Regions from separate parts of the Homo sapiens genome. Here all the other regions are linked to region 3. Evidence: chromatin loops called from intact Hi-C (ENCODE). Cell type or tissue: heart left ventricle. All regions are shown on one strand.

What was found. Peaks named below come from ENCODE experiments on the same cell type or tissue, not always from the same donor. Only the 100,000 strongest peaks of a DNase experiment are listed, where the experiment ranks them.
Region 1: it touches region 3 in a loop (1.9-fold over the local background); 3 of 110 quality-filtered maps call a loop at or near these places.
Region 2: a loop joins it to region 3, with 3 times the contacts of the local background. A loop is called at or near these places in 32 of 110 quality-filtered maps.

Annotation. Positions count from the first base shown.
Region 1 is chr12:51,891,760-51,899,759 of GRCh38, forward strand. It overlaps the pseudogene LOC102724178. Among named protein-coding and RNA genes, the nearest start is that of ANKRD33, 7.7 kb to the left of the region's middle. In heart left ventricle, CTCF peaks have their summits at 280 and 3,365 (motif pointing right); DNase peaks (open chromatin) are centred at 3,382, 3,802 and 5,662; H3K27ac peaks cover 1,710 bases.
Region 2 is chr12:52,000,200-52,008,199 of GRCh38, forward strand. TAMALIN (trafficking regulator and scaffold protein tamalin) reads left to right here and starts at 6,747. Exons shown (of 8, transcript NM_181711.4): 1 at 6,747-7,066. The coding sequence starts at 6,821. TAMALIN-AS1 (TAMALIN antisense RNA 1) reads right to left here and starts at 7,456. Exons shown (of 1, transcript NR_146770.1): 1 at 6,051-7,456. RefSeq lists enhancers at 5,431-6,117, 5,803-5,862, 7,490-8,000 and a silencer at 6,568-6,717. In heart left ventricle, a CTCF peak has its summit at 4,040 (motif pointing right); DNase peaks (open chromatin) are centred at 4,015, 5,752, 6,672, 7,592 and 1 weaker place; H3K4me3 peaks cover 1,810 bases; H3K27ac peaks cover 1,248 bases; H3K27me3 peaks cover 1,397 bases.
Region 3 is chr12:52,078,963-52,086,962 of GRCh38, forward strand. It overlaps SMIM41 (small integral membrane protein 41), which reads left to right and starts at 742. Exons shown (of 3, transcript NM_001369216.1): 1 at 742-1,219; 2 at 4,932-5,006. The coding sequence starts at 818. The coding sequence ends at 1,099. It also overlaps the pseudogene OR7E47P. In heart left ventricle, a CTCF peak has its summit at 4,637 (motif pointing left); DNase peaks (open chromatin) are centred at 843, 3,149, 4,209, 4,609 and 1 weaker place; H3K4me3 peaks cover 2,485 bases; H3K27ac peaks cover 3,367 bases.

The sequences.
Region 1 (8,000 bases), 190 kb before region 3:
AATGAGTGAACCAGCAGGATAGATCAAAAAAAAAAAAAAGAAAAGAAAAGCCATTATTGACAATCAGTGAAAAAATGAATGCTAGAATAAGATTGCAAAGTTAGACACAAAAAAGTTAATTGACACCTGGCAATAAAGCCATAACCATTTTTATTTTTTTCTACTAGACCAAAATAATTTGCCACTTATCAATCTTTAACAGGTTAATCTGTCTTTTTAGAGAGCCTGGGTCCTTATCAATAGTAAATATTAATAGCATGTCAAACAAAGTTAACTTCCCCTAGATGACCCATAGGTGGGGTTATTAGCCAATGATCTAAAATATATTTGAAAGGGCACTAACTTTATTTTTTGGCCTTATTTACAAGTTTTGGATATTTTTCTCAAACTTTTGTTGTGTAAATATATTTGCTTGTATGTTTATAATAATGATAGCAACTACTTAGAAGGTGCTTACTATTTATAGTAACACATTTAACCCTTCCAGTAATCCTGAGGATTTTATCTTTGAGGATATGAGGCACAGAGAAGCTAAGGAATTGCCTAGGTCCCACAGCTAGACACTGGCAGGGCTCAAGATTGAGATCTAGCCATCCAGTGTGGCCTCCAGGCTTTAACGCTAACCCCCAATGCGGTACTGGAGCATCCCTGGGAAGAACACAGTAGTGTTCTCCAGAAAAGGACTGAACAGATTTATTCAGATTTCCTTAATTTTTTTTTCTTTTTCTTTTTCTTTTTTTTTTTTTTTTTTGAGACAGAGTCTCCCTCTGTTGCCCAGGCTGGAGTGCAGTGGTTTGATCTCGGCTCACTGCAACCTCCACCTTCTGGATTCAAGTGATTCTCCTGCCTCAGCCTCCCGTGTAGCTGGGATTACAGGCGTGCGCCACCATGCCCAGCTAATTTGTGTGTTTTCAGTAGAGACAGGGTTTCACTGTGTTGATCAGGCTGGCCTCAAACTCCTGACCTCAAGTGATCTGCCTGCCTTGACCTCCCAAAATGCTAGGATTACAGGGGTGAGCCACTGCACCCAGCCCTAATGTCCCTTTTCTATCCCAGGATTCTATCCAGGATCCCCTGTTACATTTCATCATCACATCCCCCAGAATCCTCTTGACTGTGACAGTTTCTCCGATTTCCCTTGTTCCTCATGATCTTGACAGTTTTGAGTCATATTGGTCATGTATTTTGTGCATGTCTCTCAATTGAGGTTTGTCTGATTTTTTTTGTTGTTGTTGGTGGTGTGTGTGTGTGTATTTTTGATAGAGACGCAGTTTTACCATGTTGCCCAGGCTAGTCTTGATCTCCTGAGCTCAAGTGATCCGCCTGCCTTGGCCTCTCAAAGTGCTGGGATTACAGGTGTGAGCCACCATGCCTGGCCTGTCTGATGTTTTTCTTATAATTAATGTAAGACTGGGTCTTTGGGTTTTCAGAAGGGAAAATTCCACAGAGGTAAAGTTTTTCTCACATCATGTCAAGGGAGGCATATAGTATGAACATGACTTATCACTTGATATAGACCTCAATCACCTGGCTCAGGTAGTTTGTCAGTTTTCTCCACTGTAAAGTTTCTCTTTCTTCCCCCTCTCTGCACTGTCATCTTTGGAAGGAAGTCTTATACAAGGTCCACACTAACAGAGTGGGGAGTTATACACCATCTCCTTGAGGGTAGAGTATCTAGATAAATTATTTGGAATTCCGCACAGGGCGTTTTGACTTTCTAATTATGTCTACCAAATTTTGAAACATTAAAAAATAAATCCACTCTTTGAATAGGGAAAATACACCCCCCCAAACACACACACACACTGAGAAGAAAATGACTAATAGGGTCAGATAATATATGATTTCTCCCAGAAGAGCTCTGAAGGCCACTATGGTGGACTGGAAGGGACTCAAGGGTAACTTGATCCTGAATAAGGCACTTAAATTTCTCTTGCCTCGGCTTTCACATCTGTTAAATGGAGAAAATGGGGGCTATTGGAAGGATCCACTAGCTAGTATGGGTGAAAGAGTTCCATAAACTGTAAAGTACTATCAAGAGGTGACGTATTAAGGAAGAGCCCCGGGGAAGTGAGTTGGATTAAACAGCTTCAGGGCCTCCAGGATGGAGCTAGATTTCTTTCCTCCCCACCCACTGCTGAAATCATGGCATAGGAAGCCAGCCTTGGCATTGGACATCATAGACAGAGAAAGAAGCTACATCGATAGTCGTGGATCAGCATCGTGGCAAAATGCCTCCCTGGGAGTTGGCCTGTGACCTTGGACAAGTTACTTACACTTTCTGAGCCTCACAGGTGTCACTTGCAGAATAGAGGTAAGAGTAACATGTTCACCATAGGGCTGTTATAAGAATTGAATGAGATGACGCAGCACTTGGCATCATACCTGGCTCTATCTATCTGTATCTATATCTATATATTTTGAGATATGGTCTTGTTCTGCTGCTCATGCTGGAGTGCAAGGTTGTGATCATAGCTCACTGCAGGCTTGAACTCCTGAACTCAAAGGATCCTCCCGCCTCAGCCTCCCAAGTAGCTGGGACTATAAGTGTGTGCCACCACACCTGGAAAACTTTTTAATTTTTTTGTGGAGATAAAGTCTCACTATGTTGCCAAGGCTGGTCTCAAACTCCTGGGCTCAAGCGATCCTCCTACCTCAGCCTCCCAAAGTGCTGGGATTATAGTTGTGAGCCACCACGCCTGGCCCATTTTCTTTTCTTTCTTTCTTTCTTTTCTTTTTTTTTTTGAGATGGAGTCTCATCTCTGTCACCCAGGCTAGAGTGCAGTGGCTTGATCTCAGCTCACTGCAACCTCCGCCTCCCAGGTAGCTGGGATTACAGGCATGCGCCATCACACCTGGCTAATTTTTGTATTTGTAGTAGAGATGGGGTTTCACCATGTTGGCCAGGCTGGTCTTGAACTCCTGACCTTAGGTGATCCACCCGCCTCAGCCTCCCAAAGTGCTGGGATTACAGGCATGAGCCACCGTGCCCGGCCTCTGTTTTCTTATTTAATCTGCACAGCCTTCCTATTTTGCAGTTGAGGAAATTGAGGCTATAAAGTTTAGGCAACTTGCCCAATGTCACCAATTGGTAAGTGGCAAAGCAGTGCTTGGAGCTCAAGTCTGTGAGATTCCAAAGCCTGCGCTCATTCCACTGTAGCACATGGCATCTGCTTGCAGCCAGGGAGGATTAAACTTTGAGCCTCTGATTCTTTGAGCCTCTCCCTCCACCTCCAACCTGCTCAGGGACGACTACTGTACCTTCAAGGCCAGGGAACTAGCCCTCTGTGGTTCCCTAGGCCCCTCTGTCCTGGCCGTGGTGGATCTGGTGGAACCCACATTAATGCCTGGGTTCCAGGTTGGAGCATGTTTTCCAGCAGAGGGAGCCTCTCTGCCTTGGAGAAGACCCACCCTTCCAATCCCTGGCCATCTCCAGGACAGCTAGAGTCCCCGGACTTCACTCTAGCAACTCCCCCTCCCATGCCAAGCCATTTCTCTCTAATCCTCTAATAGGTCCTGACAATAGCCTTCCCTCCCCCTCCCAGAACCCTTTCAGGCTGATCAGAGAGAGAGAAGCCTTGAGGCCTGGAGTTGCTGTGGCCTGTGCCTCCCAAAGTCAACCTCTCCTCTAATATCCCTGCCTCCCCCTCCCTCATCACAGCTCCTGAGGCTTCCGAACTCAGTCCCTGTCAGCAGAGGCCAAGAAATCCATAGTGAGGCCCCTGGCTGTGCAGAATGCAGGCACGGCAAAGCCTTTGGAGTCAGACAGACCTGGGTTTCAGTCCTGGCTCTGCCTCTCCCAACCTGAGTCACCTCATGTGTAACATCAAATGATGAGACCACAATTGCTGCCACCCAGGGCTGTCTGTAGCCCAAGCAGTGAGGGGTCTGAGAGGCATTGGGCACCGCCTGGCACATGGTCAGGGCATGGTGGGTCAACAGCAGCCTGGGATTGTACCTGAGCAGCAGTGAGTAAGGGAACAGCCCAGGGTGCAGCTACATGGAGGAGGCTGGCGGATGTGCCCTTGAGGCCCCATGGCCTCCCCTGTGATTCTAGGAAACTATTCTGGTGGCCCAGGAAATGAAAACACACATCTCTGCATCCCCCACCCTAGGCCCACTCCCAGCCCACCTCATCACCACAGTGCTGGCGGCTGGAGGAGCTGCTCCCGGAGTGTACACATGTACACCCTCCACCTGGAAGGCAGAGGGCTCCTATACCTGGGACTGCAGAGTTGGCTGTCCCGACACACACTGGGATGTCAGCCAGGCTTGTGTGGACTCCTGGGGAAGCCTACTCACTCCCGTGTGGGCAGGGACCATGTCTGTGTCCCTAGCCTCTGGCTCAGCATGGAACCCATCCCAGGCTCAAAACATGTGCATAGGGAAGAACCTTGTTCAGGCTCCTCTAAGGTCCTGGATGCTCAGGGGGTCCTTTATCATCTCCCTCCTTCTCTCAGGGGCCGCTCTTATCCATGGACTGGCAGTGGGCATTCCAGGGCATGCCCCAGGAAACCCCTTGCCAGGAAAAGGCAAGGGAGTACATATATGTAGGGAGGACAGAGGACAGATGGGGACTCACTGGTCTGTGTCCTCTTTTCTCCATACTGGGGAACCTGGACAGGATGCCCCCTCTCCAGCAGTCACACTTTCCAAGTGGTTGGGACCACACATGCGTCTTCTACCACATCAACCACCAGGCCAGCCACACCCTTACCCTGGCCCGTCTGGACCTTCCACCTATCAGATCTCAGCTGGTCACACCGAGAGAGACCTAATTGGCCACAGCTCACACAGAAGTTTACATCTGCTCTCCTCTCTCCTTTCCCACAGGGAGACCTTTTCATCCCTAAGGAAAATACCCAGATCTGAAGGAGAGGGCTTGAGGACAAGGTTTAGGCCCTCCTCAACACCCCAGCTCCTGCCAACTTCTACTCCAGATGGTTAGAGAGACACATGCAGACAAGCCATCAGCAACGGGCTTAGAGGCACAGACATCTACACAGGCCCATTGGCCCACAAACACCCAGTTGCACGTAACGAGGCTTCACATGCAGGCACACATATACACACTTGTTCACACAGGTGCACAAACACTCACTGACCAGGAAAAAATAAAAACAGGGCCCCCTTTTCCCTAGATTCCTGACCCATGCCCTGCTCTGCCCCCTCTGCCCCACAACACCGCATCCATTGCCCCAGCCATCCAGCTCCAAAAATTGCCTGTGTGACTGGTTGGAGTTTCATGGTCCATCTATCTGAGCAGGAATTGGGGTGCTAGGGGGGCCCAGGCCCTGCCTTTAAGTCCTCCCTTCAGAGCTTGGTGTCCTCCTTAACTGTGAAAGGCCATGATCCCTCCAAGGGAGAGGAGAGCAGTGAGCAGGTCTAAACCTCACTCCTTATTTGTTCCTGTTTACTCCAGACCCGCCTTGGATACCCCGACCCCTATTTCCTACATCCATGCCAGTGCCCTGCTTTTGGGGGACAAGGGGCAGAAGCCTGTGGATTTGGGGGTCCTGGAAATAAGCATTCACCTGAGGGCCCTCAGTCCCAGGCCTTCTGGTCCTGAGAAGGGCAGAGCCTGGGCACGGATGCTGGAGGGGTGGGAACGGGGCAGAATTTATGGCATTTCCCCTCCAGCTGGAAACAAAGGCAGATTCCTGTGTCCAGCATGAGCAATCCGGTCCCACCCACCAGAGTGGCTGGAGCTGAAGGAAATCCCGCTGGCTCTGACCTCTCCCAGACGTGCAGCCCCACTTCCAAACATTCTCTCTCAGCCGGGGCCATTACCTACTCTCAGATACTGGGGATCTTTTCTGGTCCACACTGGGGATGGTCACCTTAATGCCTCAAACTCTCTCCCCATGCAGTAAGGGTTCTCTCAACACCACCCAAGAGCCTGCCAGGCTCCCACCCCCTTGCCAGTCAACTCTGCCCTTCCTCATCCAAGCAAACTCAGACCTTGCTGTTCATTGGAATGGGGAAGTCTTGATGTCTCCAGGACCTCCTATGCCATCTGGAATGCTCAGCACAGCCGTCAGAGCATCTCCACCTTCAGGAGTTCCAGCTGAACACCCCCCATAACAAGATGGTTCATCTTAGATGATTGACATGTCTTCCCTCATTGCAGCTCAGGGAAGAGCAGGGTGCCGCTATCCTCAATCAGTACAGTCAAGAGATACTTTCTAATACCATAAATAGGAACTAGAGGTTGGGCTATATTACTTAAATTTATACAATAATAATATAATGATCAATAATTAGAGGGAGAGGAGGCCAAGGTGGGAGGATCACTTAAGCCCAGGAGTTCAAGACCAGCTGGGCAACATAGCAAGACCTCATCTCCACAGATAATTAAAAAATTAGCTGGGCATGGTGGTGCATGCCTGTAGTCCCAGCTACTTGGGAGGCTGAGGCGGGAGGATCACTTGAGCCAGGGAGTTTGAGGCTGCAGTGAGCCATGACCTCGCCACTGCACTCCATCCTGGGTGACAGAGTACAGAGTGAGACCCTGTCTCAAAAAAAAAAAAAAAAAATTAGAGAGAGACAACCTAAATGGCCTAAATCCTGAACCTTTTAAATCTAGAGATAGCAGTGTACACATATTACTGAGGGTTTGTTGAAGTAAATGTCAGAAAAACTAGTATTTGGAACTTTGAGACAAGGGTTGGCCCTAGCAATGCGGTCTGGGGATGGGTACGGTTGCTTCTCATTATAAACTCTTCTGCAAAGTTGTATTTATTTTACCCTGAACTTATTTGGGATTCTTTTAATTTTTTTTCAAAACAGCTGCCTCCTCCTTTGCAGCCTCTTCAGGGGCTATATTCATCTGTATCATAACCTCTCATGCAGCCAGTAGTAGAAAAGGCAATATGTATTATTCGTCTTTGAGCAGACAAGGAAATAGAGGCTCCTCCACTGTGTATGGCCAAGCCTCAGGTCTCCTGACTCCTGGTTCAGTGCCCTTCCTCCTATCCCACACCTCTGCCCCTCCTTCCACACAAACCAGTGTCCCTGTGGGTTTTACAGCCGGCTGGTTAAGGGCTTTTGCACATAGTTTGCTTAGTTTGAGAATGTGGTAGAGAAGGAATTATCAACCCTTTCCTACAGGAATGAAAACTGAGGCTCACACACAGGTTTTCCAACTCCAAGTCTGAGCTCTTTCCACTAACTCTCCTCTTCCTCAGTGCTGAGGCCAATTTGGAGGGTGACAGTTACAGCCTATGGGAAGCCTGCAGGGAGGGGCAATGCACAGCTCACTGCACTGCCAGGCAGGCAGCGCTAAAACAGCTTCTCCACAGAGACCAGGCTTCAGGCCCACCCACCTCCATGCCATCATGTGGACACCGTCCAACCTTAAGACTCTGCTGCCCTGACGTGGCATCCCTTCCTCAAGAGGTTCCATCCTGAGAAGAGTCATCCTGAGGGCGGGGGGTGGGCGGGGAGTGGACGAGACCATCTGGAGGAGATCTGGAAGAGCTGGAGAGGAAGAGGAAGATGACTTGGCGGCTCAAAGTCTGGGAATCTACCAGCCTCTTCCTGAGTCTCGGGGCAGAACTCTGGCTACCCCGCATCCTCCCCAAACCTAGGCACCAGCCAAACTGTCTTTTTTACCTGAGTTCTAGTGACCAGTTCTGGGACCGGGTAGTATTCCCGAATCTTAGAGCCAAAAGAGAGCATATAAGGCAGGCAAGGACCTTCAGGATTGTCTGGTCGAAACCTCTCAGTGTACAGAGGAGGAAACTGAGGCCCAGATAAATGATTCGGGCCTGGAACCCAGGCCCCACGTCCCACAGTTTATGCTCTTTCAGGACACCATCATGCTTTCTGCCCTGAGCTAAAGAAGACCTAGAGAAGTCATTTCTTCTCCCTTTTCCTCCAGGCAAAACCCAGACTCCATTTGCCCACAAAACTGGTCACTCTCCTATGTGTTGAAGAGATGGATAAATGGAATTTGCAGACATCTGTCCCACTTCTCCCCTAATGGAGACCCACAGTTC
Region 2 (8,000 bases), 79 kb before region 3:
ACTAAAAATACAAAAATTAGGTGTGGTGGCGCACACCTGTAATCCCAGTTACTCAGGAGGCTGAGGCATGAGAATCACTTGAACCCGGGAGGTAGAGGTTGCAGGTTGCAGGTTGCAGTGAGCCAAGATTTCATCACTGCACTCCAGCCTGGGCAACACAGGAAGAATCTGTCTTAAAAAAAAAAGAAAAAGAAAAGAAAGCTAAACAATCCATGGTCCCTGCCCTTCAAGGAGTTTATAATCTAGACAGATAGGATTTGTACAGGCAACAATAGGGCAGATTTGGGCAAATCCCATTACAGAGCAGTATGCAAAGTACCATGGGACCACAGATGAGGTGTCCGGGGAAGAAGTGACATATCCCTGCCCTACAGCGGCTCCCTACCTGGTGGAATGGGTGAGTAAAAAGATAGGATGGAAGGAGATCAGTACTCCCATAGGGATAGAATACTGTGGGAACATAAGAGAGACAGGAGGTTGGGGGCAAGAGAGGGACATCAATTTCGGCCTGCTGACTGAGGAGAGGAGGGGGTTTTAGTCAAAAAGAATTGCCATTCAAGAACCACAGATATTCAGTATGGCGGGGGTGTGATGAGGGAGCCTGCTAGAGCTGTTCCCGTGCTGAGTTCTGAAAGGTCAGGAATTCATCCTGGGGCCAGAAATGGCCAATAGGTAACACCGGTGCCATCACTTACCCTGTGACAGCTACCTCAGACTGTACTAATCTATCAGTAATTTGTCCTCTTGAGTTGGTCTCCACATTTTTCTCAACAGCGTGCTTACTGTCCTGTAAGTTAAAACACATTTGTCATTGTGGATGTAGGGAATAGGCCGTTGGAGGGTGTCTTGGTCTGCTCTGGCTGCTGCTGCTAAGTACCTTAGATTGATGGCTGGACACGGTGGCTCATGCCTGTAATCCCAGCACTTTGGGAGGCCGAGGTGGGCGGATCACTTGAGGTCAGGAGTTTGAGACTAGTCTGGCCAACATGGCGAAACCCCATTGCTGCTAAAAGTACAAAAATTAGCCAGGCATGGTGGTGCACACCTGTAATCCCAGTTACTCAGGAGGCTGAGGCAGGAGAATTGCTTGAACCCAGGAGGTGGAGGTTGCAGTGAGCCAAGATCATGCCAGTGCACTCCAGCCTGGGTGACAGAGTGAGACACAATCTCAAAAAAAAAAAAAAAAAAAAAAAAAAAAGTTAAAAAGTTCCTTGGATTGGGTGATATGGATTGAGTAATTTATAAACAATATAAATGTAATGCTCACAGTTCTCGAGGCTGGGAAGTCCCAGATCGAGGGATCAACAGGTTCAGTGTCTGGTGAGGGCCTGTTCTCCTAGATGGCGCTTTCTGTGTCTTCACATGGTGCAAGGGGGAAACAGGCTCCCTCAAGCCTCTTTTATAAGGGCATTAATTCCATCCATGAGGGCAGAGCCCTCGTGACCTAATCACTCCCTAAAGATCCCATGTCTCAATACTATCACATTGGGTATTAGGTTCCAACATAGGAATTTTGGAGGGACACCATCATTCAGACCATGGTAGAGCGTTTTAAGCAAGGGAGTGATGTGATCCTGCTTGTGTTTTGGGAAAATCACAGTGCTGACTTTAGAAAGGAATTGTACTGGTGGCAGAGTAAGAAAAGCTGGGAAGGGGCGGGGCGCGGTGGCTCATGCCTGTAATCCCAGCACTTTGGGAGGCCGAGACGGGTGGATCACGAGGTCAGGAGATCGAGACCATCCTGGCTAACACAGTGAAACCTCACCTCTACTAAAAATACAAAAAATTTTGCCAGACGTGATGGCACACGCCTATAATCCCAGCTACTTGGGAGGCTGAGGCAGGAGAATCGCTTGAACCTGGGAGGCGGAGCTTGCAGTGAACCAAGATCACGCCACTGCACTCCAGCCTGGGCGACAGAGTGAGACTCCGTCTCAAAAAAAAAAAAAAAAAAAAAAGAAAGACATGCTGGGAAGGGCCGGGTGTGGTGGCTCATGCCTATAATCCCAGCACTGTCAGAGGCAGAGGCGGGCGGATCACCCAAGGTCAAGAGTTCGAGACCAGCCTGACCAACATGGTGAACCCTCGTCTCAACTAAAAATACAAAATTAGCCGGGCGTGGTGGCACGTGCCTGTAATCCTGGCTACGTGGGAGGCCGAGGCAGGAGAATCGCTTGAACCCAGGAGGCGGAGGTTGCAGTGAGCCAAGATTGCGCCATTACACTCCAGCCTGGGCAACAAGAGCGAAACTCCGTCTCAAAAAAAAAAAAAAAAAGGGAAGAAGCTGGGAAGAACAGCAGGAGAAACAGTGGGTAGAATACTCAGGTTTGGGGCATAATCAGATGTGAATGGTGAGGGAAAGAGGAAAGCTGACTTCAGTTTGGAGTAAAAGAGAGAATCTTAGCCTGGCAGTTCCGCATATGTGTTTGGGGGTTAGGGGGTTGGTGCACGACACTGTCCCCTAGGAGGGAACCAGGGATGAAAGAGCAAGTGTGTTTGCCAAGCGGAAAGAGATGTGGGCAGTCTAGGGCCCTAAGAACTGCCATTTTCTCTCTTCACTATATGCACCTGTTCTGAAATGAGGCCGGGTAAGATAACACATACCCTGTGTCTTAGGAGTTGTGTGCAGATGCTGTAGGAAACCTGGAGACTTAACCTTCCTTTCTTCTGCCACTCTAACCCGTTCATGCCAGAGATGCCCTGCCATTTTCATCCAAGAGGCCAGATGGTCCCTGGCCTTTGAACAGGACTAGACCCAGAGACCACCAACATTCAATGCAAATAAACTGCAACATCTACCTTGATCCTACTCCAAGACCCCCTGGGATCAGATCTTTGGACTGTGCCAGATCAACCATACTGCTAGATTCTCTCTCTAGGTCCCCGAACATGCACAGACACTGTCCCATGGAAATGGTCGCGCAGTAGGAGCCACGAAGAAAAACAGCCACTCCCCGCCCAGTCAGCTGCCCACCAGCTGTCCACCGCCCACAAGAGGTGATGTCATGCAACTGGGGGCCCAGCCCCTCATTCCTGACAGACCAGAGAGCCAGGGCCCCAGGCCCTCTTCCCCCCCACCTCCCCAGCTTAGGAGCAGTGACAGTACCCAGTGAGGAACTCCCAGTAAACTATTCATCTCTGCCAGTTCCGGGCCCCACTGATGGACAAGGCCCATGTTAGAGCTCTGAGACTTAGGTCAGACTCCAGAGGGGCCAGCACTAGCCCCTAGTGCTCTGACTTCATCATGGTACCCTAGAGCTTAAGCTGCTCAGTGGAAGACTCAGCTCTCCCAATTTCCTCCATGGGGGGCTGCTGACTGTTACATAGCCAGGCGAGGGGTTGCCCTGAAGAGAAGGGGTGTTACCTAGGCCTTGTCCTTTAGCTGGGCCCCCACTGTCTAATCCCCCACCCCAGGCCAGCCACGAGTGTCAGGAGCCAGGGCAGGCAGAGCAGAGGGAGGGAAACCTGAGAGCTCATTCTGAGAGAGGCTGGCTTGGGAAGAAGGTACAGATTGAGTACAGATGTCTGAGGAGCCAGAGCGGTGGAGGTTTTGTGGGGAGGCTTCCTGGAGGGAGGAGGAGGGGGACGTATCCTGGTATGAAGCTGCAGGTGGTGTGCAGAATGCTTCCCCCACCGCCCAAGCTTTAAAGGGCTGCAGAGGATAGGATGAGAACAGATGCTAGCCAAGAGACTCAAGCTTAGGAGAAAGCTGTGGAGAGTTGAAGGCAAAGCTTTAGAGGCCTCATATATACTGCCTGGCATGCGAAGGTTAGTGCACCAACAAAGCCCGCCAGCTGCCTGCCTTCTCCCTGCTGAATTTCACCTGCAGCAGAAGCAGCTTTGATGCAAAAAACTTCCTAACTGACAGCTGTGAGATTCCAGAATTCAGTGACCAAAGTGGAGCTTGGCATCCCAGTTGTGCCCTCTTGGGAGGAAGAGGAGCCGTGGGGGATCCTGAAACAGGGCTGGGATTCCAGGTGGAGTCTTCCAGCCTTTCCGCCTGGCTTGAAGATTTTCCCCCGAGACTCATGGCCACCAGAGGGCATAACCACTCCACAGTATGGCATCCTGGGCTCCAGGGGCCCCTCCTTGGAGAAACTGGGGAAATTGGGAGGAGGAAGCAGGCAGGGATCTCTGAGCTCTCAGGGAGCTACCAGCAGCTGAATTAAACAGTCTCTGGAGTCAAGAGACTTGGGTTCTAGTGGGTTCTAGTCCCTGTTATGATTCTGTCTTTCTCTCTCTGGCTTCAGTTGCTTCTGTTAAATGAGGGCTTGGACCATACGGTATCCTTTCCAGACCATAAGGCCATTTCTGGCTCTGAAATCCCAGGATTTAAGGAATCACACAAAGAACTTGATAAAAATTGCATTTCCTGGGCCCACCCTTACTCTGGGGTTCTCTAGGGCTTTCTGCCTAGCAAGAGGAGGAAACAAGGTGCGAATTTCAGTCCTCTGGTGGTGTTCACTCACTTGGAGGCCTGGAGGTGGACTGCCCTACATAAACTGGGGAAGTCTGCCTCCACGTCAGCTGAAGGATGACTGGCTCCACAGGCTGTTAGACACAGGGGCTGTGCCACACCTGTGGCATCCACTTCTCCAGGTTTCAGGCAAGGAGACATGTCCATTAGGTAACCCTCTGTGATAGCTGGGGTGGCTCCTTCACAGAGGAGGTTGTGCAAGATGCCCTTTTGCTGGGTCCCTTTGGGGATAAGCAATGGAATGAATGGAATATACATCATTGCCTCTCCGCTTTGCGTCTCCCCCTCCCACCCCCCACAGATGCTGTCTGTCAGGAGCAGGCAACAGACGGTCCTGGGGTCCATCTGTGCTAATGCTTCACAATAGAGTCCCATGTTTCCCCACTGACACCCCCTCGGCCCCTCAGCTGATGGCCACTTGGTGGTGCCAAGGCGGGAGGTGGGAGGAGGGAGAAGAAGGCACTAAGAGAGCTACCTCTTAGCTCCTGGCAGTCCTCAATCCACCCCGGCCCCCCACCCAACAAGCATCCTGCCATCTGGACTTGTGCAATCACTGAGGGGCGGAAAAGCACCCTCTTCCACCCACACCTCTTGTAGGGGATGGGGGCCTAGAGGACTGGGGGTGGGGAGGAGAACACAGAGTCAAGGAGACTAGAGAAGAAGACTGAGCCAGGCGCAAGAACTGAGACAGGCAGGAGGCAGAAAGTCTTTCCTGGCCTCGCAGGTGGACGTGGCCATTGCCCCTCTGTGCTCCTTATGCCACGTGTCTAACACAGCACATGTGCAAGGTACCACTCCCTACCAGGCCAAGAGCCTCTGTAACCCCAGTGCCCAGCCAGTACCTGGCACACAGCAGGGCTTAAATGTTGGACAACATCACAGAGTGGTTAGATTGCAGGCTCTGGAACCAGGCTGCCTGGCTTTGAATCTCAGCTCTGCCGCTGAGTGACTTAGGGCAAATTACTTATCTTCTCTGGGCCTCAGTTTCCTCATCTGTAAGGGAGGATAATGGTGCTTATTTCGTAGGGTTGTTATGAAGACCAAGTGAGTTAATGCATGTATGTAAAAGGACACACAGAACAAACAGTGTGCATAGCACATGCTAAGTGCTCAATAAATGTTAACTGTGAAGGCATAACAGATTTGGGAAGACTGGGGGAGGAGGGAGGGGACAGACAAGGGCACCGCATTGCCGCCTCTGCTTCTTGGCCGATGGGTGTTGGGACATGGAGTCCCCAGCCTGTGCTGCTGACGCCCTGTGGTGGCTAGCCGCTCTTTAGACACCAGACGCTGCCTTCCACTTCCTCCTCTCACTTCTTATTCGGGCACCACTGACGACAGAGACTTCGGCTGGGCCATTCCCGCCTCTCCTACCGCCTGGCAGCCATGGTAACAGCCTGGGGGATGGTCCCTAAGATGGGGTCAGAGAACGGCTGAGCATGGCCATCCCCCCAGCCCTGAACTCCCACTCAGCCTGGGCTCATCCCAACCTCCTGAGTCAAGTCCACAGTAAGCGTCTGTCTCCTGGGAAGGGGGATCTGACCCCGGCATCAGGAGCTGAGGAAAGGTGTTGCCAGCAGGGATCACTCAAGCCCCTTGGAGGGGACAGGCCAGAACTAAGCCTACTGCTTTCAGGGTTTCCACCTCTTCCCTTCTTCCTAGACGTGCGAACAGGGGGCAGCCTCTTTCAGCTCTTCTGGGGCAGCTGCGTCAAGGGAAAATCCTGGGCCCTCTCCCTCCCTGGGGGCTTCTGCGCAGTGAGTTCAGGGAGTCTCCTCCCTCCTCCATCGGGCCTCCACCCCTACTCCTGCGCAGCCCCGCTGCCGCTCTCCCTGCCCTGGAGTCTCCTGCAGCCCCTTGGATCTCCGTGACTCTCCCTACCTCCCCGACTCCCCAGGCTTCTTACAGTGACCTCTTACCGTGCCCCACTCCATGAATCGCCAGAGCTATTCGTCCCTAAATTTCAAACCTTGCGCAATGTCCCTTCACAGACCCCTCCAGGTATCACGCAGCCCCGAGCCCCGAGCCCCGCCCCGGGGGCCTCATCCCGCCCCTTCGCGTCCGCGGCTCGTTTTCCCCCACTGAGCGCCCAGCTCCCGCAGTTTCCCCGGCCGTCGAGCGCCGTGGGCGGGGCTCCAGGGCGGCGGCGCCTCGCGGGGAGGGTCCTCCGTGCTGGGGGCGAGGCCACCCGAGGCAGCTCCCCGCCCGCCCCCAACCCCGCCCCGCTCTCGGAGCCTATAAAGGGAGGCGACCCGCGGCCCGCCCGGCTGGCATCCCCCAGCCGCCGCCAGCCCCGCCGAGGGGAGCCAGCGCCGTCTCTGAGGGGCGTCCGGCGCCGGAGCCATGACCCTCCGCCGACTCAGGAAGCTGCAGCAGAAGGAGGAGGCGGCGGCCACCCCGGACCCCGCCGCCCGGACTCCCGACTCGGAAGTCGCGCCCGCCGCTCCGGTCCCGACCCCGGGACCCCCTGCCGCAGCCGCCACCCCTGGGCCCCCAGCGGACGAGCTGTACGCGGCGCTGGAGGACTATCACCCTGCCGAGCTGTACCGCGCGCTCGCCGTGTCCGGGGGCACCCTGCCCCGCCGAAAGGTGCGTCCCCCGCCCGCCTTCAGGATCTGCTCAGCCCCTCTCCGACTCCCTACAGGGCCTGCTGACTCCGCAGTGCCCTCTCCTCGGCGTCCGCGGAGTCCCCCACCTTCTTCCCCGGCCCGCTGGGTGCCTCGACTCCCCGCGTTCCCCGCTGCTGCGAAGGCCGTGGCCCTCGCCTGCACACCGCGCCCAGGCTCGGTGGCTCTTAACTCCGCGCCCCATGCACGCCCCCTCTCTCCCTCCTTGACTCCTCCCAGCACCCCCCTTCTCCTACCCGCTCCATCTGGCTTTCTGCCCCCCATGCCCCGCCTCCCCGTGGCCAGGTGTCCTGGGTCCCCAGGAGCCCCTCGCCCGAGGGACAGAGACAGCCCCAGGCAAGTTGAAGGTCCGAGAGCCCCCGGTGGGAGAAGCGGGCCGGTGGCTGCGCCGCGTGCGTTCTCACTCTGAGGAAGTGCGTGGGGAGCCGCTGACTCCGGATAGCACACCCTTCCGAGGGGACTCCCCGATTCCTGGGCTGGGGGCCTGCCGCCTGGCCCCACGTCTGACGTACGGGGCGCGAGGGCCACTGCTCCCTGGACTTCTGTCGGAACCGGACGCAGTGGGAGGGGTCGCAGGGCGCCCGCGGGGCAGGAAGGATGCGGGCCGCGCCCACCTCTGAGTCCCCTCTGCCAGCCTCTTCCTCTGGCCCCAGGAGACCTGAGGCTCAGAACCTACACAACACCAGGTTAAGAAGAGGGGCCTGGTGGCCTTTCCTCACCCAGCCGCCCTCCTTCGCCCCGGCCCCCAGCTAGCCCCCACACAATGAACAGCTTGTTGAGAATTTGCATTTTATGAAAATCATGTTGAAAGACAAAGGGGTCTCTCTGTGCTGCCCAGTCCTTCCTCCCTGGCCGTTTGGGAACTGTCCCCACCCCTGAGGCCAATCTGGTTCTGA
Region 3 (8,000 bases):
TTATGGCATTGCGATTTTCTGAAGTGGGGGACTAATTTATCCAGGGTCAGGACTGCAGTCCTGGTGGATCAAATCTGTGCTCTCCCATTGGTCTGTAAATGTGACTCTCCTTGGCCTATGGGGCCTGAGAAAAGGAGTGGGGGTGGGCCTTAAATTCCCCATGCTCTGCTCTGCTCTGCTGTACCTGAATGTCTCCCTGCTGTGGAGTGTGGAGGAGGCATTGGCCTGCTTGTCCAGCCCTAGGAGGCTTCTGAAGGGGATGATGGACGAGGAAGGGTGGGACTCACTCACCCTTATGGCTGCCCGTGTGCCTCCTGGCTCAGCAGCCACCTGGGCCACCTAGCAGCATAGAACTTTGGTCTAGGGATAAAAAGCCCAAGAATGGGGACAATCACCTTTGTCTTGTGTCCTGCTCAGAGGGGCAGCACCCCAGCCTGCAGCTGGGATGGGGTCTGAGGATCTTCTCAGGGCTCTGCCCAGGTGTACCTCTTGGCCCACTTTGCGAAGGGGAGGGACTCTTGGGGACAGGGCTCCTGGTTTTGGCTGACTGGACTTGCATGGGGGTGCCTGTGGGCCTTGGGGATGAGAAGAAATACAGCAGGCCCGGAGTCCGGGCCTATGGAGAAAGGGCCGTAGCCACAACGGCTGGAGCTCTTTGTCTAGGAAGTGCCCGAGCGCTCTGCGCAAGGGGTAGGGGCGTAGGGCGCCTGGGGTCCGCCCCTTGGTTCCCTCCCCGACGCAGCCGCCGGCCCGCCCGCCAGTCTGGGCTCCTGCACATCTGGCGATCCCGCCACATCTGGGCAGCCGGCGCTGGAGCATGAACGGCTCTCAGGCGGGCGCCGCGGCTCAGGCCGCCTGGCTGAGCTCCTGCTGTAACCAGTCGGCGTCGCCGCCGGAGCCCCCCGAGGGGCCGCGCGCGGTGCAGGCGGTGGTGCTCGGCGTGCTGTCCCTGCTGGTGCTTTGCGGGGTCCTGTTCCTGGGCGGCGGCCTCCTCCTCCGCGCCCAGGGCCTGACAGCGCTGCTGACCCGCGAGCAGCGCGCGTCCCGCGAGCCCGAGCCGGGCAGTGCCAGCGGAGAGGACGGCGACGACGACTCCTAGGCGCCCGGCTGCGCTCGGTGGTCGCGGCCTCCAGGCAGCCCCTGACTCCGAGCGGTCCGGAGCATGCCCGACGGCTGCTGCGGTCCCGACCCCTTACCCGAAGCGGCGCGCCCCACACAGGTGAGAGGGAGGGTAGCAGGAGTGTGGGCGCGGGGGTTCGGGGGGCTACAGTAGCTTCCTTACTGAGGAGGCTTCTTGGGGCGCGGCAAGGCACCTGTCTTTGGAGAATGAGTCGCTCTTCAGCGACTCAGGTTCCCAGCTCTGTAAGTCCACGGCCGGTGGGGCTGCAGCCCACCCAGGTGTGCGGGATCAGGAGGAGGCCGCCCCGCCCCGGATTGTGTCTCCTGCAGCTCTGGCCCCCTCCTCCCATCTTAAGTGTTCCAGCCTTATGTTCTTTTTCTACGAACAGAGGCTGCTGTGTAACTGTGGGGTGGTTGTGGAGGCAGGAGGATGACAGAGGAGAGAGTCTGGAGGCCACAGTGTGCTTTGGGGGCTTCTTCCCTAGCCCCCACCCTCACCTCCATGGTCTGCATCTGCCCCAGCCCCTATAGGTCCTAGGCCCAACTCTGCGGGCCCCAGCACTGCCCACTCCACGGGGCTGAGGAGACAGGCAGGCGGCTCCAGCCTTTGGCCTCAGCTTCCTGAAGGCTTTTCCCTGGGAGGGTGCTTGAGGGAGATTCCTTGCCTGGCCTCCCTCTTGAGACAGGGAGGGGAGTGTGGTCATGTTTGAGGGCAGATCCAGGGGCCTGGGTGGCCCTGGGGAATGGGGAGGTGTGTGGAAGGCCCTTCCCTGGACCCTGCTCAGGTCGTGGGGAGGGGGTGGTGAAGGGTGGGGGAGTAGATGTAGCCCAGAGCAAGGAGCTTTGTGTGGTGTGTGTTGGGGGGTGTGGATGGCAGGGTTCCCCGCAGCTGGGGGGCCTCGGGAGCGCTGCTCCGGGAAGTGGGGCTGAGGATTTCCAGCTGTGGGGGCTCTGTCTGGGTGTCTCCCTCTGTCTCTCCAAGGACAGGAGCCATCTGGAGGGAAGGGCCTGGATGGCCTGAGGACAAGGTAACTACAGGCGAAAGCCACCTGGGACAGAGCCACAGGGGCTGGAGAGGCCTTCTCTGTTCCTTCCCTCTGTTCAGCTTTGTACCTAGGAGCCCTGGGGGTTTCTGTGGGTGGGAGTGTTTGTCAGGGGTGACTTTGGCCTCTCTTGCCCCCCCTCCCCCGATTCTGGAGCCCCTCCCCTGCTTATCTGGGGTAGGGCAGGGTCCCAGTTTCCATCCGAGAAAGGAGTCAGGCTGAGTGCCTGTGAGGGGCAGCGGGAGGGTGTGGGCAGGTGCAGCTAAGCAGCTGCGAAGCTAACGACAACGTGTGATCCCTGCCCAGCAGCCCAGGATTTGGCACTAATCCTGGGCAGCGGCACCACACTGGCCTTGCTGAGCCAGGGACTTCTCACCTCAGGGCCCCCTCAGCTCCCCCCACTCCACCCCCTAGGAGGGAGGGTTGTCCAGGGCCCTGAGGCGTGTGTGTAGTGTGTCTGTTACTGCACCTGGCACAGGCAGGGGGCTGGGCCCAGGGGACATTCCCCCCTCCCTTTGCTGGGGGAGAGGGTGGGAACTTCCTCTCTTGATTGTACCCGGTTTCACCCAGCTGCCTTGCCTGTCACCCTCTGGCCCCATACTCTCCTCTCCTTTCCCAGCTGGGAGAGAGGGTCTCCAGATCACTGGGAACCCCTTTCTTTTACACGCGGGAGAACAGTAAGTGACATGCTCACATGAATGACAGAGCTGGAAGCAGACCCTGGGCCCTGATTCCAAGTTCAGGCCCCCTTCTGGCACTTGGGGGCCCCTCTCACTCTGTCCTCTTCCCTTCCCTGCTTTCTCATCACTCTTTGAGATGCTGGTGCAAAACGCGGCCTCTCTTCATACATTTGCGAATCAGGGATGGACCCCCAAACCCCTGTGCCACTGCCCCCTTCCCATCCTGCTTCCCCGGGGCCCTGCCTACCTTCTTGCTGTGGGGAGCAGTCTTCCAGATGCCGGCAGCAGCTCCTCAGCCAGCTGGGCTCAGCTTTCCTGGCCTGAACCTGAGGGGGGATGGGCTTAGAGGGTCAGCTGGAATAAACATCCGTGGAAAAAAATCCAAGCGGTCAGAGCCGAGGGATCAGGGCCGAAGGCTGATGACCTTCCGTTTGGCCTTTGGGCTCAAGTTCCTGTGGTGTGAGGGTGTAGAGTGATTTGGTGCCGGGAAGGGCTGTGCCCCCAGCATCATCGTGTCTGCTCACACCCAGGACAGGGCTGGGGCGGGGGTGTAGAGGTGGGGGCAAAGGCTTTCTTCATCCAACTTCCTCCCGTTGCTGTTCCTGAGTCCAGTGCTTGGAGGGCAGGGCGTGGGGTGTGCCAGGGACCTCAGTGTTCCTGTGGGAAGGGACTGAGATGTTTGCTGTGGAATTCTGACCCTGGTCAAGGCTGTCAGGCTGAGTGGGCAGGAAAGAATGTGGAAAATTGGGAAGTGGGTGCTGCTGTTACCCCATCAGGCTCCAGCTGGGAGTGAGATGTGGGGGATGGGTGCAGGTCTGAGTGCCAGGGAGAGAAGCCAGGCACCCGAACTCCTAGCCAGCTCACTTAGCCTGCACCGTCCATAGGGGAAGGGCTGGGGCGGCTGATGGGTTCAGATCTTGCCCTAACCTTCCTCCAGCCCCTGAGATTTTCCCTAAGCTGGGAAAGCCTGTGAGAGGTTTATGGAGTCCATTCCTCAGTCTCCACATAGTGCAGCTCCCTCTGCAGCAAAGACGGGGGTGGCTCTCTCTACAGATTCCTGAGCCCCACATCGTCTGCCAGCAAGAGAGCCTGCTCTCCTGCTGCCACTCTGGGGATCCCCTGCCACCTTCAGCCCATTCTTGCTGCAGATGACAGACTGGGAGATACCTGGCTTGTGGTGAGACCTCAACCTGGGATCCTTGCACCCAGCTGCTGCCTCTGAACTGCTCCACTGGACCTCTGGAAGTGCTCGGTGTGGGCCTGGACCTGGGAGACCTGCACTCCCAGCCCGCTTGAGGCCTGCTGCATGTCCTGGGCACTGAAGTGGCCACACATCCTGGATGCCTGGTGCAGCAGGTGCTGGCTGTGCCCCCTGCCTTCTGGCCTCTGAGGACATGAGTGCAGCGCCTGTACTGTCTGGTGTGAGGCAGCAACGGTCTGACAGTGACCGGCCCCTGCTGCAAGTCAGTGCCTCTCATTTGCAGGCCTGCAGCACCCCCTCAATCCAGGAATGCTGCATCGCTTTCTGTGGCCTGTTATTAAATATGCTGGTGATGCAAGCTTCAGGTCTATGATCTGTCTCCAGCCTTTGACTCTAGGAATTAGTGGTTTGTTCCCCGACTCCCCTCCAGTTTTACCTATTTCTAGCAGATATAGCAACCCCAGCCCCTGTCCCCTGGCCTCTCCTCAGTGGTGGCTTTTCCCCTTGCACCTTCAGATCCACATCTTCCGAGGGTGGGTGTGAAGTGGGGGCAGAAAGCCACCCTCACGCCAGCACTCGGCTGCCCCCCTGTGGCCAGTGTGGGCAAGAGCACCGCTTCATTCAACCAGTCACTGTTGGGGTCTGTCTCATCAGAGTCCAGCCTGAGCCTCGGCTTTGAGATGGGAGTGGGTATCGTGAGCATGTGCATGGAATTCTAGATTGCAAAACTTTCCTAAACCTCAGTCTCTTAGTTTATAAAATGTAGGTGACAATATCATAGGTTTGTCATTGATCAAATAGGTAACATGCTTATTTATTGAAAAAAGTCTTTCTGCATAGTAATCATCCTGTGGCATCATTATTTTCCCTGAACCTGACCATTCCTAGAGAGGAGAAGAAGAGAAGAGGAGAGGAGAGAAGAGAAGAAGAGAGGAGAGAAGAGAAGAGGAGAGGAGAGAAGAGGTATAGAACCAGCCCTCTATTCCTGGGAACACTCATTTTATTCTCTTTTCCATGAGTATTTACTGAGTGACCGCTCTGTGCCAGGCATACTCTGGGACGTGGGGATGAGGAGATAAACAAGACAGGGCTGGGTGCAGTGGCTCATGCCTGTAATGCCAGCACTTTGGGAGGCCGAGGCAGGTGGATCACGAGGTCAGGAGTTTGAGACCAGCCTGGCCAACATGGTGAAACCCCGTCTCTACTAAAAATACAAAAATTAGCTGGATGTGGCGGTGCATGCCTATAATGGGGAGAATTGCTTGAATCCAGGAGGCAGAGGTTGCAGTGAGCCGCGATCGTGCCACTACACTCCAGCCTGGGTGACAAAGCAAGACTCCATCTCAAAACAACAACAACATCAACCACAAAAAAAAAAACAAACAAAAAAAAACAAACAAAAACCACAAAAAAACAAGACAGAACCCCTGCCCCTGAAGAGCTCACATTCTAGTAAACAGTGGTGCTCACAAAACTGAAGTTAAAGTAGACAATGAAAAGAGCCCAGAGTGAAAGAGCCGAGAGCAGAGAATGAGAGCTCTGCTGGGATTAGCAAAGCACAACTCACAGAGGAAGTGGCATCACCACTGGGCATTTACCTGGCAAGAAGAGGGCAAGAGCATTTCAGGCAGAGATTTGGAGGTGTGAAGCAGCGAGCTTCGGAAGCAGGGGGGCTGGGGCAGGGCGGATGAGGGAGGTGTGACCAGGGTGGTGGGTAGGGCCAGACTGGGCAGGAGTTGGAGCTTACCCCAGGAGCAGTGAGGTGTCTGGAAGGTTTCATACGGGAAGTGACATGTTAAGATCTGGATCTTAAAGAACTTGGGGGTAAGTCTGTGGTGGGGATAGCAGGCTGGAAGTAGAGAGGAGGCAAGGAGGCTGTTGTCAAAACCCAACAAAAATGATAGTCGCCTGGACCAGGGGTAAGAAGAGGGCCAGGGCTGAGACACCAGCTTTGGTCACTGGTTGGATGTGAGGGATGAGGGAGAGGGAGGAGGGGAGGACGATGTTCTGGTTTCCAGCCTGAATACTGTGTGTGCGGTGGTGCCACCCACTGAGAGGATGTGTTATCAGTTAGAACTTTTTTGGTCTGAATTTATAGAAAACCCAAACTATATTTGGCTCAGGCAGAAGGGAGCGTATTGTCCCATGTAACTGAAAAGTCTAAGGGTGGTTCTGGCCACAGGCCCAGCATGATTCAGGGCTCCATGGTGGGAGCAGGCCTCAGTTTCCCCTCCTCTCGTAGCTCTGCTTGCCTGTGTCGGCTTCTGGCAGTAGAGCCTGGTGGTTGAGAGCAAGGACTCTGGAATCACATGGTCTGGATTTGAATTCTGGCACCGTAGTTATTAGCTGCATGGCCTGACAAGGCCCTGAACCTCTCTGTGGCTCAATTCCCTCCTCTTTAGGGTGGGGAAAAATAGGGCCTAGCTCGTGCCATGTTTTGTTAGGATGAAGTGAGATCCACACATTTAGGGTGCTTGGCACATACCTCATGCCAAGAAAATGCACTGTGAGTGTTGATGGTGTGCGTTCCCGGCCTCCATGTGAGGCAGGACATTGGCTTTAAGCCTCTCAGGTTCAAAGCTATCAGGAAAGAGGGAGGTCTTCTCACATGTCACTTGGGCCAAACCCTGGGGTTTGCTGCTATTGGGCCTGTTTGACTCTGTGCTAACCCTGAAACAGTACTACGCTGAGAGTATGGAATGTTCTAGATTTTGGTAACATGCTGTACTTGGGTTGGGGTAGAGGTGGAAGGAACACCACAGACCACAGGGTCCAAAGCAGAGGGCTGTCTGTGCACCAAATCTGGGCCTGTTCAGTCTTGGGGTGAACAGATGCTGGGTGGCCATGAGATAACTCATGTCCGCTGCTGATGGGGCCATGGGCAGACAGGCGGCTGATGAGCTCAGCTGTGGCTCCTTGAGTTGGAGGCAAGCTGTCAGGTGGACAATGAGTATATAGGACTGGAGTTCAGGAGAGAGAGTTCTGAGCCCTGATGCTGCTGGAGGTGGAAAGTAAAGCTGCAGGAATGCATCAGAATGAGGCGAGAAGGCAGGGGATGCAGGACGCAGCCCTGTTGGACCACCACTTAAAGGCAGGAGCAGACAAGGAGTGCTCAGGGATGGGGGAGGGAGCCCGAGGAGTGGGCTCTCTTGGCAGTTGAGGAAGAGAGGATTTCAGAAACTGAGGGGTTGGCCAGGGGCCTCCATACCCTGAGCAGTTCTGGGGTGCTGAGAGGGGACCTGCAGCCTGGGACCTTGGAAGGAAGAAGTGGGGAAGCCTTCTGCCCATCTGAGCTGCAACCACCACTACCCCTCAGGCTCCAAGAAAAGCTCCACACAGAGGAAGATGGTGATGTGGTTGCCTCTGGTTCTGCGAGCCCACTGCAGGGTGAAGAACAGACTTATTAGAATATACTCTTTCATGCTGTATGAATGCTATCCCAGGCACATGTCTCACCTAGGCATAATAAGACAATAAAAAAATAAAACAAACACGCAAAAAGGATCCTCATCCTGCTCCACAGCTGCCAGGCTGCCCTTCCCAGCCGCAGCTGACTTCCACGAGGCTTCTGTGAGTCCTGCCAAGAGGCCGAGGCTGCAGCCGCACGCCCACGCCCACGGCTCCTCTGGGTGTCCACCTGCCCTGGCTCAGAGCTGCAGCCTCTCTGGAATCCCTCCTTGAGAGGCTGTGCTTTATGGCCATGCCTTCTACTCTTTCAACCTGCTCACTCTGACATTGTCACTCTGGTCCCTTGACCTCTTTTACCTCTGCTTCCTCCCGGACCCTCAGCCTATTCCGGCTGCCCCACTTCCAGTGTAGATTGCTTGGCTCATTACCTCAGTCACTGTCTTGCCCATGTCCTAACTTCACTCCATCCACAGAACCATCCCAGTGAAACCTCATGCCTGGATGACTTCAACTCTCTGTCCTTTGAACTTTTACCCAGGCTGCTGGGTG